2 separate regions of the Homo sapiens genome follow, and region 1 is linked to region 2. A link is a contact called in ENCODE Hi-C data. All regions are on one chromosome and are shown on one strand. The core of a region is the stretch at or near the end of the contact, and the rest is flanking DNA. Distances in the headings are between cores, read along the strand shown. Region 1 holds the start of FUNDC2 (FUN14 domain containing 2). Region 2 holds the start of ARHGAP4 (Rho GTPase activating protein 4).

What was found. Hi-C counts contacts between places; a loop is a spot of excess contacts on that map. Pooled maps may share reads with other maps.
Region 1: a map with no recorded cell type shows a loop between it and region 2 (15-fold over the local background). The contact joins the promoter of FUNDC2 here to the promoter of ARHGAP4 in region 2. A Hi-C loop is called at or near these places in 2 of 37 single-sample maps with no recorded cell type and 6 of 50 pooled maps.

The regions. Positions count from the first base shown.
Region 1 is chrX:155,025,373-155,031,184 of GRCh38, forward strand. FUNDC2 (FUN14 domain containing 2) reads left to right here and starts at 1,472. Exons shown (of 5, transcript NM_023934.4): 1 at 1,472-1,699. The coding sequence starts at 1,567. RefSeq lists silencers at 1,293-1,382, 1,653-1,972 and an enhancer at 2,150-3,053.
Region 2 is chrX:153,922,493-153,928,083 of GRCh38, forward strand. ARHGAP4 (Rho GTPase activating protein 4) reads right to left here and starts at 3,772. Exons shown (of 22, transcript NM_001666.5): 1 at 3,644-3,772. The coding sequence starts at 3,710. RefSeq lists enhancers at 932-1,432, 1,939-2,068 and silencers at 3,527-4,116, 5,527-5,591.

The sequences.
Region 1 (5,812 bases), core at 222-2,721, 1.1 Mb after region 2:
GTAATCCCAGCACTTTGGGAGGCTGAGGCGGGCAGATCACGAGGTCAGGAGATCTAGACCATCCTAGCTAACAAGATGAAACTCCTCCTCTACTAAAAATACAAAAAATTAGCCGGGCATGGTGGCACGTGCCTGTAGTCCCAGCTACTTGGGAGGCTGAGGCAGGAGAATCGCTTGAACCCGGGAGGTGGAGCTTGCAGTGAGCCGAGATCGCGCCACTGCACTCCAGCCTGGGCAACAAGAGCGAGACTCTGTCTCAAAAATAAAATAAATAAATAAATAAATAAATAATCAAAATAGACCCCATTACCAAATTTTCATGTTTTCAAGGATTCTCTAAAACCTACAATATTATCAATTACATATTCACAAATAATTACTGAATACAATATGGTATGTGGTAAAGTACAAAGGAGTACTGTGGCCATTTGTGATAAATAGAAATCAAATTGGAAATCTTCATAGATAACGTATTTTTTCTTTTTTTTTTGGAGACGCAGTCTCACTCTGTCGCCCAGGCTGGAGTGCAGTGTCGCGATCTCGGCTCACTGCAAGCTCCGCCTCCCGGGTTCACGCCATTCTCCTGCCTCAGCCTCCCGAGTAGCTGGGACTACAGGCGGCCGCCACCATGCCCGGCTAATTTTTTGTATTTTTAGTAGAGACGGGGTTTCACCATGTTAGCCAGGATGGCCTCGATCTCCTGACCGCGTGATCCGCCCGCCTCGGCCTCCGAAACTGCTGAAATTACAGGCGTGAGCCACCGCGCCCGGCCAGATAAGGTATATTTTTATTCCTTTTATTTTTACTCAACTCCTATGGTGCCACAAAATCCTATATTAAGCAGTATAATTGAAAAGAAAAAGAAAACAATAGCACAATGATTATAAAGAAAATAGCCTGAGTTAACTTCATTTGTGTCACTCCTAAAGCAGTGGATCAGATGTCAATGTTTATTATCATTCACTAATTACATTTATGAATAATTTTTAAAAGTAAAGGAAAAGACTGGCTGTTTTAACTAACATAATAGAAACTGTTGCTGGATTTTCTGTTGAAGGTATATTTTGAAGTGAGTTTTATTAAGTATAACTCGCATGTAAAATTCAAAAGAAAAATTAAATACATAAATAAAATGTGTCTTCCTCCACTAAAAGAGTAGGACACATCGCAGAAGCCGATAAATATTTGTTCAATGTTTACATGAACAAACACGGTCACTCAGCCGTCTTTATTTTCAGTGAGTCATAGGTAAAATATTCTTCACCAGGCGAGGATTGAGTCGCAGTCGCGTCAGGAACTCGCCTCCAGGTACTGAGCGAGCGAGCCCCGACGGCCGCGGTGGGTGGAGGGGGGAAAGTGGGGGAGAGTGGGGCGGGAGTAGAGGGAGAGCGAGGGAGGGAGCCTCACCCCCGGGACGCTTTCTGCGCACGCGCATCTCGGTGCATCTGTTGGGCGGGACCGCGGGGCCTGTGACACCGCACGCTGAGCTCTGTGATGTAGCCGCTTGCGGAGACTGCAAGCAGCCGCGGCGCGCCCGGCCCTCCCTCTTCCGCTGCCGCCGTGGGAATGGAAACATCTGCCCCACGTGCCGGAAGCCAAGTGGTGGCGACAACTGCGCGCCACTCCGCGGCCTACCGCGCAGATCCTCTACGTGTGTCCTCGCGAGACAAGCTCACCGAAATGGCCGCGTCCAGTCAAGGTAAGGGCGGGCGCGCGCGCGGCCGGCGCCGCGGGGAGCCGCCTTCCTGGGCTCCGGAAGGGGAAGGGCTCCGCGCCCGCCAGTCGCGACCGAGCTCCCCGGGGAGTCCAAGCGGCGCGGGGACGGGGAGGGCGCTCGGGGATCGCCCCTGGCTCAGCCGCTCCCAGGGTCCGGCCAAGGTCACGCGCGTGTCTGGGGCCTAACCACCCTGGGGTGTCGTCTCCAGTGGAGCTCACCCAGCCTTCCGGCGCCGCCCCCGGCGCAGAAGCCCGAAGACATTCTGTCCCCGTTCTCGGAAGCGGTCTGGCTTCTTTGTCCCTTTGGACGTTCATCTCAAATGCCTCGTGGCGTCATTCTGTGTACAAGGCACCTCCCCAACTGCTTTATTGTTGGTTTTGAAAAACTAGCACATATGGGATGGTACTTAGGAATAGCCTTCTGTTTAGTCGGCATAGTCAAAGATTCCGTGTAATTCGCAGTGGAGCACGTCTTTAAGTTATGCGTCTTACCCTATTTTGAATGTTTAGGTTGTATTTAATTTAGTACTGACTCACGGGATCCCATTGCTAAACAGAGCCATCATTGAAAACTCAATCATATAAACGTAAAATTACGTAAATTATGTTAAAAACAAAGGCAGTGAAAATACTAAAAACTCATCACTTTTATTATTTACCATGTTTTATTGTTACTTTACTTTTGAGGTTATTTATACATCTATTGTATCTTTGTGGAGGAGATACTATACTATGGTGCTCTACTGTGCGTCTCTTCCCATCTCTGGGTTCAGTAGTTTCACAATTCAGTAATGTCATGCTCACGATGAATGAATACGCAATGGAAATTGGCTACACTACAAATCAGCCCTTGCCTAAAGCCGACTGTTAAGCATTTCACCAGCACGCCGCTAAATTTTAGATGACTCTGGGAAGGTGGAATGTGCAATGTGATAATTATGTATTTTCCTGCAGAGCAGACTGCTCTTATAGACTTTTATAAGAGCAGACTGCTCTTATAGACTTTTATAAGAGCAGACTGCTCTTATAGGTTGATCAGGTATTTGCACCTAGGAAATTGTTGTGAGAAATTTTGAGGTTAAGATGAGTTTCAATTGTTATCACAGTGATGATCACATAATAACTGTGATCATTGATTTTGTGGGCTCATAAACGAAGCTATTGGCTGACTTTTGTCTGTCATAGTGCTTAGCAGTGTTTGACCAATGACTGACCAAATATCTCGCATTTAATCTACCTTCCCCCCTACTCCCTTTTTTAGGGACTAGATCTGTCATTCAGGCTACAGCACAGTGGCACAATCATAGCTCACTGCAGCCCCAGTGGAGCCACCTGTTGATCTAAGGGGCTTGGTCAAATTACGTTAAAACTGTAATGTTTTGTTGTTACATTAGAAAAATAAATTATTTAACTACTTGAGAGGCCATGGAGTACCCAGGTACTCAGACATCCATATTTTGTTCTGCTAAATGGGCGTCTGTGATGTATCCTGAATGAATTCTTGAATTATATTTTGTGTATGGTTTAAGGTAGAGGTTGAGAGTAGTTTTTTTTGAAACACAAATATATAGTAGTTCTAACATCATTTGTTGTTTCCTTCATTGAGTTACCTTGGTGCTAAGTTATTAAAAATCAAATGACTATATGTGTGGATCTATTTCTGGATTCTGGATTCTCTTCCATTGCTATATTTGGGTATCCTTGGGTCAGTTTGACAGTGTTGAATGTCATTGCTTTATAAGCCTTGAAATTAAGATAGTTGTATATTATACTGTAGCTTTATAATGAGCCTTGAAATTCCTTGAACCCTCCTCTTTCCCTTGCCCGCCTCCGCCCCCAGGATTATTGTGGCAGTTTGTATTTTCCTGATTGCAGCAATATTTTCCATTCCTTATGGTCTTTTTCCTAGTGACTTTGACACTCCTCCCACCCAGGGGTGGGATCTATATTCCCTCTTCATGAATCTGGATGGGAGTTTGTGACTGACTGCCTGTTCCTACAGAATGCAGTGGAAGTTAACACTGCATTTGCTCTCTCCCTTTCTTGGGACTTTCACCTCCTGAACTCAGCTCCTATGCTGTAAGGAAGCCTAGACTGACTCACATAGAGTAGCAGCCTATCTATCTGTGTGAGTGTAGAGTCTTCAGACCCAGCCTGTAAGTCTTCTGGCTAAAGCCTCAGACATGAAACAAAGACAAACCACAGTGCTGTGGCTGAATTCCTGATCCACAAAATCTGAGAGCATAATATATGATTGTTTTGCTTCATGAAGTTTTGGAGTAATTTGTAGTACAGCCGAAGTAACTGGAACACTGCTGGGTTTTTTTGTATCTTCATATGAATTTTAGAACCAGTTTGTCAATTACATAAAAACCTACTTTTTTGCCGGGCGTGGTGGCTCACTCCTGTAATCCCAGCACTTTGGGAGGCTGAGGCAGGCGGATCACCTGAGGTCGGGAGTTTGAGATCAGCCTGACCAACATGGAGAAACCCTGTCTCTACTAAAAATACAAAAAATTAGCCAGGCGTGGTGGTGCATGCCTGTAATCCCAGCTACTTGGGAGGCTGAGGCAGGAGAATCACTTGAACCTGGGAGGAGGAGGTTGTGGTGAGCCGAGATTGTCATTGCACTCCAGCCTGGGCAAAAAGAGCAAAACTCTATCTCAAAAAAAAAAAAAAAAAGAAAAAAGAAAAAACCTACTTTTTAATTGAGATTGTATTGAATATATAGATCAATATATGGAGAGAATGAACATCTTAAAAATATTGAGTCTTGCAAAACATAAACAGTATATCACTGTTATTTTAGGTCATCTTCAATTTCTTGGCAGTGTTTTGTAGTTTGCAGTGTTTTCTAGTTTACAGTGAACAGGTCTTGTGCATCTTTCATTGAATTTACTACAACATAATTTTTGCAATTAAAATTATTTTGTTTTCCAATTCATCATTTCTAATACACAAAAATTCAAATGACTTTTTAATATTGGTCTTATAATGTGTGACCTTGCTTCTGGTACCTTTTTGTAGATTTTTCTGGGTTTTCTATATACACCGTTATATTATCTGCCAATGAAGACAGAATTATTGTTGTACCTCCTTTCTAATCTCTTTGACTTTTATTTCTTTTCTTTTGTTGCACTGGCTAGGAACTCCAGTACAGTGCTGGGCGAGGTGGCTCACACTTGTAATCCCAGCACTTTGGGAGGCTAAGGAGGGAGGATCACTTGGGGCCAGGAGTTCCAGACCAGCCTAGGCAACAAAGTGAGACCTCCTGTCTACAAAAAAAAAAAAAAAAAAAAAAAAATCAGTTGGTCATAGTGGTGCACAGCTGTAGTCCAGCTACTGGGGAGGCTGAGGTGGGAGGATTGCTTGAGCCCAGAAGTTTGAAGTTGCAGTAATCTGTGATAGTGCCACTGCACTCCAATGTGGGTGATAGAGTGAGACCCTGTCTCAAAACAAAACAAAAAACAGTTGAATAGATTTTAGGGAAAGAAAAGTGTTCCATATTTCACCATTAAGTATGATGTTAGTTGTATATTTTTCATAGATGTCCTATATCAGATTGAAGAAATCCCTTTCTATTCCTATTTTCTACTTTTTTTTTTTTTTTTTTTGAGATGGAGTTTCGCTCTTGTTGCCCAGGAAAATGGGCAGTGGTCTGATCTCGGCTCACTGCAACCTCCGCCTCCCAGGTTCAAGCAATTCTCCCATCTCAGCCTCCTGAGTAGCTGGGATTACAGGCGCCTGCCACTATGCCCGGCTAATTTTTGGTATTTTTAGTAGAGACGGGGTTTTACCATGTTGGCCAGGCTGGTCTCGAACTCCTGACCTCAGGTGATCCACCCGCCTCGGCCTCCCAAAGTGCTTGGATTATAGGCATGAGCCACCACGCCCAGCCCCTATTTTCTACTTTTTATTCTGATTTTTTTCTTTGATTTTAAAGTATAAAATTTCTGTAATTATTATTTTTTTACAGTAAGTATTCATTTAGATTTATCCACCTATTTGCCCATTCCAGTGTCTCATTCCTTTCTGCATTTCCATATTTCCATGTGGCATCATTTCTTGTCGGCCTGAATAACTTTTGTGTACCTCT
Region 2 (5,591 bases), core at 2,522-5,021:
CAGAGAGAGTCACACCCAGGGCCCCATACTGCCGGCCTTTTGACACCCTATCACTGGCTTGATTTGGCAACGCTGCTTCCCCCACACAGGCCTGAAGCAAAGAAGTGCCTGTCCAGCAAGTTTAAGCAACCTGCGGAAGACACTTTTGCCATCTCCTGAGTGCCCGTCCCGAGTAAATAAGATGCTAGCTCAGCTTCTGGCCAGCAGGCTGCCCACCTACTCATCTCCATCCACATCCCCAGGGAGGGACATGAATTGATGTCTTCATTCAGCAGAATGTTGATTATGCACCCATTCTGTGGCAGGCACGTTTTAAATACAAAGGCAAAGAGGTTTGACCAAGTGTCTGCCCTCTTGGAGCTGGGATTGGAATGGGGCACGAACACATATCAGAATGCCCAGGAGTGATGGGTGCGGAGAAGATGAACCCACAAAGCAAGATCAGAGCCAGGGGTGGGTGGGGACAGGGAGGACCTCTTTTTAAAGGAGGGTGGTCAAGAACAAGCCGCATCGTTGGAGCAGAAGGCTGGAGCTGGCTGTACGTGGGCAGTAGGGGGAGTCCGAGAGACCGGTAGGGACAGATGGCACAGAGCCCGGGGTCTGGGCAGAGCTCCCAGCTGGACTCCGAGTGAGAGAGGAGCCACAGTAGTGGGGTGATGTGGTCCAGCTTCGTTTTCAGGGCCCCCTCACACTGCCAGGTGGAGCCCAGGTGGCAGCTACTGTGCTAGTCCAGGCAAAAGACGGCAGGATTCAGACCAGCAGCAGCGAGGGAGGACTCCGCTGAGAAGAGCTCAATCCCATTGGATTTCTGTCCCGCCAGTGACTTCCCAGGGGCTGTTGCATGGGGACCCTGTGGGTTCCGCCTGCCCAGCATCCCTACCTCCTCCCCTGATCTCCTATTGGAGAATGTCCCCTTCCTAGTCTCAGCCCCCTTGACTCCAGGTGCCCCAGCCCTGGCTGCATGCGTCACCCATCCCTCTGTCCCTCCACTCCCTGCCCCCACCAGACTAGCCAGGTGAGGGACCCAGGAGCCTGACCCTTCCAATTGAATTACTGAACAGGAGAGCTCTTCCCACCGGCAGATCAAGCTGGGTAAGTGGAAGCCTGGGGCACGGGACCTCCCGACAGAGCAGGGCAGAGCCCACGATGCCAAGTGAGACAGATGGAGAGTGTCTTCATCCTATCCGAGGCTGGCCTCCTGTGGTTAACTCGTCAGCTCCAAGGCCAGGTGGGGTGGGCGCTAATGCCATTTGAAATCAGGAGAGTCCTCACTGAATCAGTTTAACGTTTTGTTTTGATTTTTTGTTTTGAGACGGAGGATGTTGCCCAGGCTGGAGTACAGTGGTGCGATCTCGGCTCACTGCAACCTCCGCCTCCCGGGTTCAAGCGATTCTCCCGCCTCAGCCTCCCGAGTAGCTGGGACTACAGGGGCGCACCACCACACCCAGCTAATTTTTGTATTTTTAGTAGAGACAGGGTTTCATCATGTTGGCCAGACTGGGTCTTGAACTCCTGACCTCAGGTGATCCGCCCGCCTCGGCCTCCCAAAGTGCTGGGATTACAGACGTGAGCCACCACGCCTGGCCCAGTTTAACATTTTTTGATAAAAGTAAATTTCATTTCATTCCAAGAAAGGTGTTAGACAACTGCTCGCCTCACTGGCCCTCTGGAGCCTGCCCTGCCCTGCTTCCCCCAGAGGAATACAATCCCTGGGGACTTATGACAACTGAACAGTGCAGAAGGAACCAGCAGAGGGAACCGCTGCCTTTCTTCATCACTGCCGGCAGCAAAAGCTGACTGGAAGCCATGTCCTAGTCCAGATCCGGGCATGCACACCGGCTGGTGTTGAGCAGGCAACTTGTGAATTGCAAGTCGATTGCATTGGTGGCTTTCCTGGCAGAGCTTTCGGATCTCAGTTCAGACAAACTCGTCAGCACACCCTGTCCTGACCTCCCCCTAAACTAGGGCTGGCCCTCTTCCGACCCCTTCTTGGCACCGTGCACTTTCCTTCCCTTTGTAGTGCTTATTATCATAATGCAAAGTCTATGTCTCCCCCACTAGACCCGTGAGCCATGTGAGGGCGGGGTGGCCACTGACGCCATTTGAAATCAGGGGAGTCCTCATTGAATCATTGCTTTTACTCTGGGTAAAAAGCCAGGGCTGGAGGGGCTGGAGTCGGGGTTCTCTCTGGTACAGCAGTATACTCCCAGGGCCTGGGACAGCACAGATGTATAGGAAACATCTGGCAAAAGGAGAGCTGGAATCCATGTCTGCCTGAATTACAGAGCTGGGCCCCGGGCCCCACCAGCACTTCCTGTGAGCAAGGCATTTGGTCTCACTTCTGCTGACAAGCAAAACAGAAGAAAAGATGGTCTCCAAAACCACCGCTATGCTGACCTTTGAGAATTTAGGGTGTCAAGACAGTGACCCCACTTTGTAGAATGGTAGGAAGCTTTTCCAGGGTGTGGGATGCAGACCCAGAGCAAGTGAGGAACCCTTAGACAGTCGTGCTCGAAACCCCAACTTTTCAGTGTGAAATCACTGACCCATATTTGCTGACTGAAGTTTTCCAAGTCTTTCAGCTTCATGGCATTTTGGGGAAGCAGGATGGAGATCATTACCTCCATCTGAGCAAGATGATGGCGAGGCTTGGAAAGCTGGCTCACCCTGTGTAGTCACCTCAAGCTGGCTCTGGACACAGGCTGCCTTTTCCAAAGGAGGACTGGAGCATACTTTGGTATAAATTGCTTGCACTGAATAATGATGTTAGAACCTACATCTCTGGGTTCAAAGGCACTTCAAGGGTCATTGCATTCTACGTCCTAGAAGTTGCAGTGCTGTATGACCACGGGCAAGTCACTGCACCTCTCTGAGCTTGTTTCCGTAATTGGTAAAATGGAGTGATTGAGAGTGATATGGACGAGCTGCTGGCACTGAGCTGCTGCCTCTTTCCTTTGCAAGAGTTACCATGCCCTGAATAAGATGGGCACAAGCTATTGGCTAAGAATTTGCAAAGCTGATTTGCATGTGATTTGCACATGGGTGTTTATCAGAACCCAGAGGTTCAATTTCAGAAGGCTGAGAAGCCAGCCCTGTTAAATCTCTCAACCAAGACTCACTGCGCCAGCTTGACCCAGAGACAGTGGCCCTCGCCTCTGCTCCCCCTCAGTGCTAAAGGGAGGCAAAAGGTGCTGAAGCTCCAGGGACTGCAGTGGGGTTACGGCCAGGTGATCTCCACCAATCCACTCACCCGGACTCCCTTACTCACCCCCCAGCCCAATCAAGCTGGTTGACTTCACTGTAGCTAAAATACTGCCTTCTGAGGGGCACGTTGGTGCATCTGGCTCTCTTTTACCAGCGGCCACCAGTGTCTCCACTGAACCTTGGGTGAGAAGCGGTAGACCCAAGGAGGACAGAGACCAAAGGAAGGAAGACAGGAAAGAAGGAAGGGAAAATGGCAGGCGGTTGAGGCCAAATGGGCGTCGGGAGGCAGGCAAGGGGCTCAGGCTCCCTCCTCCACCCCCGCTCCAGAGGTCGCTGGGGAGAGCATCGGGCCCTGGGCCAGCGCGGGGACGCTTGGAGCTCCCTCACGACCTTGGGTTCTCCGCAGGAAACGGGCCGGGAGCGCCCGGCGCCCTCTCACCTTTGACTTGCGTCTCATACTCAGCCTGCAGCCCCCGCTCCCGCCGCAGCTTCCCGTGAGCGGCCATGGCGGCCTCGCGGCCGCGCCGTCGAACCCCACTGCTCCCACGCGGCCGTGAGCGGGCCCGGCGCCGGGACTTGGGGGCGCTGCGGCCAGCACCCTGCGCGGGCTCCGCCCAGCCCCGCCCCCAGCGCGGCTCCCGGTGGGGCGGGGCGGCCCAGGGCTGGCACTGCCCGCGAGGGGCTCCTGGGGGGGCAGGGCGCCCCTTCCAGCCCCACTGTGCCCCGGCCTTGCCGTCCCCTCCCATTGGGCCTGCACCTAGGCTGCCTTGTGCCCAAAGCCCCGCTGCCAAGCAGCCGGAGCAGGTGTGAGAGCCCCAACGTAAGCTGGCATCCCAGGCTGCCATCCCACCACCTCCAGAAGGCTGTCCCTGGTCACCACTGCCAGACTGTACCATTCACAGCGGGGCCGCTGGCCCACTGTACCAGTGGCCATGAACACCATTGCTGCCCCAGGCTCTGGACTCCCCCTGGGTTGCCTCCTTCCCCCAGACATCCGATGGGGTCCTCCCTTCCCAAGTCAGCCCCCAGAGAGGCCCAGGGAGCCCCAGGGAGCCTTGAGAGCTGGGGTGGGAAGTTCAGAGGGGAGGGGGAAGGAAGGTCAGCACCAGAGAGCAGAACCTCAGCAGCTGGCTGCCGTTCCCTCCAGGCCCCCTTGGTAGGGGAGGAGAGTTCAGCTCCGGTTCCCCTTCTGCTCAGCCCCACAATTTCCCCATAGGCGGTTACCACTTCCTGCTGCCGGAAGAGACTGCTCTGCCTCCCTTCCCCTGCAGCTGCACCTGCCCGTCATAGGCCTGAGGGGGGCAGCCCCCTCGGAGTGAGGTCTTAGCTACCCTGGGGGCAAGTCTTGGGGCCCCCCTCATCCAGGGGTGGTGGGGCTTTCCTCCACCCTCTACCACAGGGCAGCAGCTTTTCTCCGGGAAATCGGGAAGGCGGGAGGCGGGAGGCGGTTGACAAGCCAAGCAGACAACTGGCTTCAATTTGGTGGGAGGGAAATCCCTGGGGTATAGATGTGGGGAGAGAGGCAAGGCACTTGGGCACCAGGCGTGTGTTCCGAAGGCGGGCGTGGGGGCACTAGTGCAGGGGTACTAGGCGTGTGTGTGCACGGATGTCAGAGTCAGGCTCTGTGCAAATGCGGGCACACATGACCTTGACCTGCAGATCTGGGGAGGGGAGGCTGTGCGGGTACTTCCTGCCTTTCAACTGTGAGCAATTAATTCTCTTGCCCAGAAGGAAAAAAACACTCCCTCAGCTCCCCGCCCCCTTCTCCCAGTACCAAGGCCCTTCTCGAACACGTCGTCGTGTGTGTCTGCAGGACCTGGGGCTTCAAGGCCTGGGAGCTAGCCAGACCCAGGACCTGGACTTCCAGCAGCTGGTCTCGGAAGTACCGATGTTCGAGTCCTCCAGCGAGACTAGAGAGCCTGCGCCCCTGCCCACAGCGCGTACAGCCGCACCCACACTCCAACCTGCTCCTGGTCGGGAGACTCACACGTCCCACCGCTGCCTCAGGCCAAGGGGAACCAGGGAGCCCCGCCTCTCACTAGCTGGCCCCAACACATCTTGCCCCTCCATCCGAGCCCTGACTGGTCCCCAAAGGTCCCTCCACCCAGCAGAGCCAGCCACAGGGCTCAGGCAGGCAGGAAAGGCCTCAGCCGGTGCCTTCAAACGCTCTCTTCACTCCTTTTTTCACTCCAGAGCTATTCCTAGGATGCCCCATTCAGCCCGTACTTTAGGGCCTGAGTGTTGGGCCCTGGCTTTTAGGGCACTTGTTTGGCATTTAAGGCCCTGAACGCAACTGCCCCCTGCTGCTCCGTCTATCCTTCGCTCCATTGTTCCCCTTCAAAGCATCCAAAAGCCAGGCAGCCCGCAGAAGGCGCGGACCTGCCCGC